2 separate regions of the Homo sapiens genome follow, and region 1 is linked to region 2. Evidence: chromatin loops called from intact Hi-C (ENCODE). Cell type or tissue: mammary epithelial cell. All regions are shown on one strand.

What was found. Peaks named below come from ENCODE experiments on the same cell type or tissue, not always from the same donor. Only the 100,000 strongest peaks of a DNase experiment are listed, where the experiment ranks them.
Region 1: a loop joins it to region 2, with 18 times the contacts of the local background. A loop is called at or near these places in 1 of 110 quality-filtered maps.

The regions. Positions count from the first base shown.
Region 1 is chr3:84,073,390-84,077,389 of GRCh38, reverse strand. No RefSeq gene overlaps it. Among named protein-coding and RNA genes, the nearest start is that of LINC00971, 790 kb to the left of the region's middle. In mammary epithelial cell, no CTCF peak of the experiment used is centred here; a DNase peak (open chromatin) is centred at 2,399.
Region 2 is chr3:84,134,785-84,138,784 of GRCh38, reverse strand. No RefSeq gene overlaps it. Among named protein-coding and RNA genes, the nearest start is that of LINC00971, 730 kb to the left of the region's middle. In mammary epithelial cell, a CTCF peak has its summit at 2,151; no DNase peak of the experiment used is centred here.

The DNA.
Region 1 (4,000 bases), 61 kb after region 2:
ACTTTTAGGTGCAATCAATCTTTTCTGTAATTCTCTTCAAGTTAAACATTGATTTCTATAGCCTTTTCTAGTAGACAATGAATTTTAAATGTGTGCCAGTAGTAGTTGGCAAAGAGTTATATGAAATGGATGGATGCTTTTCTCATTTTTTACCTGTACTCTCTCATTATCCCTTTCTGAAAGCTATATTGCTCCCCCCCCAAAAAAGGGCTCTAGTTCTTAAGTTTTATCATGATTTTTGCATTTCCTCTCTCTTGAGGTTGTGGTGGTAGAGGGCTCTGTAACCATGTACATGTTGAGTGATTTAAAATTAAATGACCCTCTAAGAAAGATTGCAGGCATTCTCTATGTTGCTCCGAGTATCGAGGTCTAAGGTAAGGATTTGAATCCCAAATTGTCAGTGTTCCATAATGTCATGAACTATTAACATTAGAATGGTTTAGAAGGGTAATCTATTCCTGATTCCCTTATTTTATCTGAAAGAAAATAATTCCAAAGTGGCAGCCTTCCCCAAAGTCATAACATCTGTTAGCAATTGAAGGACAGAAACCTAGACCTCCTGAAATGGATATAATCTTTGGCAACTAATTGGATGTGGAATCTTTCATACGTCAAAGGAGTGAGGGTGTAACAATACATCATCCACCTTGATTAATGACCATAATGGAAGGTTTTACTTAACACAACGAATGTAAATGCTACAAGCAGATTTGCTGAATCTTAAAAGCTGTAATTTATTTTAATCTGTAGCTTAGATGTGGTGCAGCCATTATCTTTTTAATCAGTTTACATTACAATACTTGGTTATTTGGATGGACATGAAGAAGAAAACAAATCTAAACTAAATAATATACCCAGAAATAAATAATTATGTTGGAAAAGTGTTTATTTACAGATAAAAGTTAACTCATATATCAGAGAAAAAATATATATGTTTATGCGTATATAATTTATATATGTAATAAAAAATAATTATCCATATATTCATTTGGAAATATGGAAAAATGTAAAGGAGGACTGAAAAATTTAAAAAATTTTGGGATTTTAAAAGGAAAGTAATATTCATTTTAGACAGTTATGAGAGCTCATTAACATTTACAATTAATTAAAACAGCATCCAATTTTTATTAGAAGTTTATTTTCTAAGACCTTTTATAATGACCATCTTAATTTGTCCTCACAATAGCCGTGGGAAATAGTTAAGGGAGATTTTATTTTTTCCATATTACTAATAAAACAACATGGTCAGAATAGTCAAGTGGCTTGTTCAATTTGAATCAGCTGGGTGGAGTGAGGAGAAAAAAAGTGTCTTTTTTCTTTACCCATTTGAGTTTCCAGGTGTGGCCTTGTAAATTAAACTAACAGAGGACAGATAAACAAGCAGAAGTTCACTAATTGGCTTACACATAGGAGCACTCAGAGATGAGTAACTCTAGTGGATGGTTAGAATTGGGGCTTATCTAACATCTTAACAAAAGAAGAATACATTTTTAGAGAAGTGACATGATAAAGGAAAATAATTTTTCAGTTTTCGAAGAAGGTAAATTGTAGAAAGATAACTATGTGGAAGAAATAATGGAAGATAAGGCCTAGTGAGTCAAGTTTGTTATGTAGATTCCTCTGGTGCCTCTCTAGGCTAAGGTCTAGAATTATCTCCAGTGATTAACATCTGCCCTTCCTGATGGAGAGTAGAGGCAGGGAAATCCTCACAAATTTATGTGCGACTTTTAGCTAAAATAAGGAGAGGGCAGAGTCCTGGGATGTGTTTTTCTTAATTGTCTTCAGCTCATAATAGTCTTTATGCCAAAGTGGGATATTTTGGGGTAGCATATTCTGCTACTCTATGGTCATTTAGATCCGTGATCTGCAATCATCTAAAATATAAAATTTCACTCACGTTAAATGCCAAATTCTTTATAAAAACACAATAATTTATACCTCACATTGTATGATTATCTTACCATGAAGATAAAAATAATTATCAATTACCAAAGATAATTATAAAACCTTAATAATTGGTTTATCCATTCCGATTCCTCTATTCCAAATAAAACTTCCTTAAAAATGACTCACTGTTAACCCTGACCAAGTGTATTTTAATAGCCAGCTACTACCTTTAAAATATATCCTAGTAACCTAAGGTCTTCAATAGAATCTGCCATTCAACATAATACATAAAAATAGATCTGACCTCAAAAGCAGGAATTATCAATTTATATTCAGGTCTGATAAGTGCATATCTTAGCAATAGTCATTAACAGGAGGATTTTATTATGATGGAAAATCCCTGCCACATTAACAAATCTGTTCTTAGTCAGACAATGTGGTTACTTTCTAGAATGAATAATGGACTTTGGGTTAGTCTTGTTGTTGTAGTCACAGCATACACAGTGTGAGGGCAGAAAGTCAGTATTCTCATTAAGAGGTGAAAATGTAGCCATGTTCAGTCATTATGCATGAGGGGTCACTGCTTATTAAGACTCATAGCAACCCTTATGATGCTAGTTTTCAACTTATTGACTCATCATAGCCGGACGTTATGGCTTTCTTTCTCTCAAATGAGACCTGATTTTTCTATTTCATTACAGAAATTTCAGATTGGATAGTTGAACTTCTTGGCTTAGTATCAGTACGCTCCTTCTCAGAACTGACATTCCTCAAACCACCTCCTTTTTAATGCTTAAGAACTATAGACATGATGATAGAATGTTCATTGAAAGTGTTAAATTCAGTAAAGTGTATTCATTATGGCACAAAGCTTTAAATTTTTTAAATGACTTCCTAGCAATTGTATTCACCTTGACAATATCTTATGCAAATTCACAACTTTAATATTTACCATTGGGCATTCAGATAGTTTTCTTTTTCAGTTATTAAATTTCCCATCTGATTTAAATTAAAATGTTTATCTAAAATTTAATTTAATCTGTGTCTCCTTCTATTAGTTCAGGCCTATCTGTCAGAATGAAACCACCTTTGCAAAATTATAACTGAGACAGTGAAAGTGCTCTAACTTAACTAACTCTATCTTGCTTCTAACCTCCAAGCTGTCCTTATTCATTCCTGGGTGCAGGCAGAACTACCTTTGGGAGAAACATAGTTTATAGTTTAAACAAAGACAGTAGCAGCCCTTTCCCAAAGCAGACCTACTCTTTGCCTGGGGATTAGATTGCCTTTGCAGACCTAACATTAGCTACAAGATTAAAAATTATGATTTAGGAGTCATGCAGCTGGAGGATACAAGAATCAGACCCTCCTTAAACTGCTCCTAAGATCAGTGCTTGAGATATTTTACAGATCCTCCACCTGATGGATCAGCTGGCACCACCCACATCAATAAACTGGCTCATCTGATCTTGTGGTCCCCTCACCCAGGAACTGATTCAGCTCAAGAACACAATTTCGACTCCCTGTAATTTCATCTTGGACAAATCAGCAGCCCTGGCTCACTGGCTTCCCCCTACCCACCAAATTACCCTTAAAAACCCTGCTCCCTGAATGCTCAGGGAGACTGATTTAAATAATAATAAAACTCTAGTCTCCCACACGGCCAGCTCTGCGTGAGTTACTCTTTATCTATTGCAATTCCCCTGTCTTGATGAATCAGCTCTGTTTAGGCAGCAGGCAAGGTCCTTGGCCAGTTACAAATTTAGGGGCTCATCCAGGATTGTCTTTGTAGCTACCTGCCTGTGGTTCAGTGCCCCCCTTTTAACGATGGATCCAGAGGCCAGCCCAAGTGGCTGACTAGTTTTCTTGGACTGAGGGCTGACTCTGGTACTCTCTCTACTGGTGGGGTGCTGCTTACCCAAAGCTCATGGATTTAATTGCAATGGAGAAATAATCATGAGGAGATATCCCTTAATTGTAGCCCTATCACAGGGTGTCTATCTGTAGCCCCCATGGTTGGGTGTCTATCTGTAGCCCCACGGTAGCCCAGTGGGATGTCTGGATTTGTGAGTATCCTAGGGGCTGCTAACACCTCCTTTCTTTTCCCAGCTGG
Region 2 (4,000 bases):
TCATTTTCTCATTTATCTTCTTTTGCATATAATTGGCCTTTAAAATTTTTCATGGTCATCTTAATATTATCTTTGGAAAATGGTCTTTTTATGTGTTTTGCTCAATTATGGTGTGAGCGTTTGCTATTTCTCCCACCCTTAATATTTCAGTTCTCCATATATTAGGGTTATTAGCCTTTACCTCTGATATACTTTGTAATACTTTTATTCAAAGTGTCATTTGTTTTACCCTTTTATAATGGTTTGTGGCATTTGTTGAAATGCACAGATTTGAGAAATAATTTATGTGGTCAAATGTATCAGTCTTTTACTTAATTGAATTTAGATTTTATTTATTTAGGTTTATAGAAATTTACTCTATTACTTGTATATTTTTAACTTTTATATTTGTATCTCTTATTTAGTTGTATATAATATGTAGTATGATCTACTTTTGTTCTTTCACATAATTTTCCATCAATTTAAATTTTCATTAATTTAAATATTTATCTTTGGTTCATTGGTGTATAATGAAATATGTTTCCATATATATTTTGTATAGTTGAAACTTCATTTGTTTGCCTATTAATGCGCAATACCACACTATTTTGATTAAAAATACTTTATAGTATATTATATATAGTATATTTTTAATGTATGTATATTTTACAACATACCTACTTTAATGTATGCTAATGGCACTTTATAATATCTTGTAGAAATAGACCATTCATTGTTTTTATTTTTCAGTGTTTTTATCTAGTTACTCTTTTATGATATTTTATAAAAGCTTTGGTGTCACCTTTACCTCCACCAAAAAGGTTTGTGGTATGTTTATTAGGATTATTTTAAATTTATACATTAAATGGAAGAAGTAACTGATATCTGTATGAACAAGAAATATTATTTTCTTTCCATTAGTGCAAATGTATTTATGTGTTTTCAGGGTTATTTTAAAGTTTTAAAATTTTTTATGTATAGATTTTGCAAAGTTTTTGTTAAGCTCAGCTCCAAGTACTTTACCTTTCTTTTATATTTAAAGGCATTTTTTATTACTGCACCCTTATCAGATTTATGTATGTTAGAATTATTAATTTTTGTGTATTTTAGTTCATTTTCTGCTAAATTAATTTTATTAATATTAATGAGTTATGCTATTAAAATTGTAAGGGCTTATAGAAATAATAAAAATGTGACAAACGTATAAGAGAACAAAAGGATGAAAATTTACAGACAGATAGATAGATATAAACTCAGTTATCAAGGAAATGATAATATATTTTGGGTACAAAATTGAACCCAAAATAATAATTTTGGAAATAACTGTATCGCTTTATATGCTAAGGGTATTTTTATGTAAGTGTCTCCTATACCCCTCTCATTATATAAATAAAAGTTTGTGTAACATTTTTGGAAAAAACATTTCCCAAATACATATATAAGTAATTAAAAACTTGAAATAAGAGAGAGCTAAGCCACAAAAATATAAAGAAAATAATACAAATGAAATAAATGTAGTAAAATAGAAAAGCCTTTTAAAACTAGAATTATATCAAAGCCAAAATTAGATTTTTGAAAAGAATAAGTAATTAATGTGAATAGAAGACAATAAAAAGAGGGAGGGAGAGAAGTAATAAAATGCAAAATAAACTGACAACAGGGATTCTATATGTCCTAAAAATATATCAAGAATTTAAAAACGATTTTACGTTGTTAAATGAAATATTTTAATAAAATGGATACATTTTATAAAAATACAATTTAGCAAAACTGTAATGAGAAAAAAACAGTAAATATAAACATTGTTTAGTAAAAATATAGTAAAAACTAAAAGGGTACATATATACTGCTGATAAATATGCAGTCAATTCAAATAGAAAATGAACTTTATGTTATTTGAATATCATTTAATAAATAAAATATATAACATAGACATAAATGTGCTGAAGGATTTGCAAGACCTCTACACTGAGGAGTATAACATATGCAAAATTAAAGAAGGCCTAAATAAATGGAAATTCCAGTTTCACAGATTGGAAGACTCAATATTGTAAAAAAGGCAATTAAACATGAATGGATTTAGAGATTCATTGAAATCCCGACCAAATCTTAACAGGGAACTGAGCTTTAAGGAATTTGCAATTTGGCTGCAATCCCAACTAAGTCCCAAATGGGGCAGTAGTTTCTTTATGGAAATTCAAATGTTAATAGTAGTCAAGATAATACTGATGAAAAACAAATCAGAAAGATGTACAGTAATAAATAATGACCATTGGTTCCAAAGATACAACAAAGACATTATTCCATTCACTAGAATAGGCCAATATAGCACAATTGAAATTTACAACATAAATCCATACATGTTTACCGGATTTATAACTAAGTTGATGGTTTTGTTAGTGATATCAGTCTATAATCTTTCACTGAGCTTCATAGTTGAGTCATATCTCTTTCTTCATAGATGATTTCGGGTCCTTTAGTTTCTCCTACTTTTTTCTCTGTTCCTGACCACTCTGTGACTTGCCCGGCTCTATGTGTTCCCCTGCAAGCTTGAACCTTAGCCGGGGCCTTGAACGTAACCAGTCCTGATAAAGGTGTTTAGGCTGTCCTTCCTTCCCTCCTTCCCTTCCCTCAAAACACTGAAAGGAACCTGCCTTATTTTAAGCCAAATTCCTTCAACCCTCATATAAACTCCATAACTTGACCTGTCATTGTGGACATAACTAGGAAAAACAGCTCTTTCTCTCACTGCCCATTGTGAGGACACTCTGCAGGCCCCTCCATACGTAAATTGCCGGGTAACAATGCTTTGGACTGATCATTCTGGCAACTAGTGCTGCTTTCCTTGAAATTCCGACTGACCCCATCTTGGGGTGATTTGGGGCATTCCCCTGTGGAAACTAACCTGCTGCCACTTTTGGGATGACTTCAGCTGGACGGAACAATGTTTTACTTCAATAAAATGTATTTTTTTTCGATGGTGTAAATTATCTCCATATCCTTAATCTTCATTTCTTTCAAAATATTCATTGTTGGTGAGAATCAAATCCACTAGTTAACTGTAAGGAACTTCCCCTTTCATTCTGAAGCTTATAGAAATAAGCTTAAAATGAACAGAGGGCAATTTTTACTTAAGGTAATTGTTGGAGAATAAAATGAGATAACATTGATGAAACTACATGGCACACATCAGGTGCTCAATAAATATTAGATTTCTTTTTTTTTTCACTTTGTTACTCAATTACTAAATAATATATTTTCTATTTTTATTCCTGTCAGCTGCCAGAGTTGAAACACAGTTGCACCACCCTTTATCTGCAATAATGTTTTTCCTTTCCTTCCTTCTCCCTTCCTTCCCTCTTTTCTTCGTCAATTCCTCTCTTCCTCCTTTCCTTCCTTTCTTTCTTCCTTCCCTCCCTTTCTTTCCTTCTTTCTCTTTTCTTTCTTCCTTTTTGGCAAATTGAGAATAGGAATATTTTTGTGGTCTCTTAAGTTTATGTTTAATAACTTAGCTCTCTTTCATATTGTAAGTCATGGTTGTTATAAAACATCTGTGAAAACATTAAAAGTGTACATATTTTTAGTAAGATATTGGTTTACATTAAATTAATATGTTATACTCCAACTTAAGTCACTAGGATATGCTCTGTCTAAAGCATAAAACTGCCAAAAATGATTTTCAGAAACACTGTAACTCCAATAGAAGCCATTTTTTTAAATTCATATATCAAGATTTAGGAAAAGTTAGCTTTTTGTTTTAATGCAATGGTGGTGAAAAGCCATATTAGCAAGATTGTTAAAGGAAATATATTTTGTTAATCAATTCATCTATCACTAAACTCGTGAAAAAAAGTATTTAGTTACATATGCCTCACATACTACCTTCGTTTTCTAGGTTATATTTGTTTTACCTTGTTGTTTTATAACTGGTATTGTTGCAGCTACAGCTGTTTGTTGTTACTACTTTGCTGTTGTTATTGGCTACTGTTCTCTGTTTACTTTTTAAAATAAAAGTTCCTTA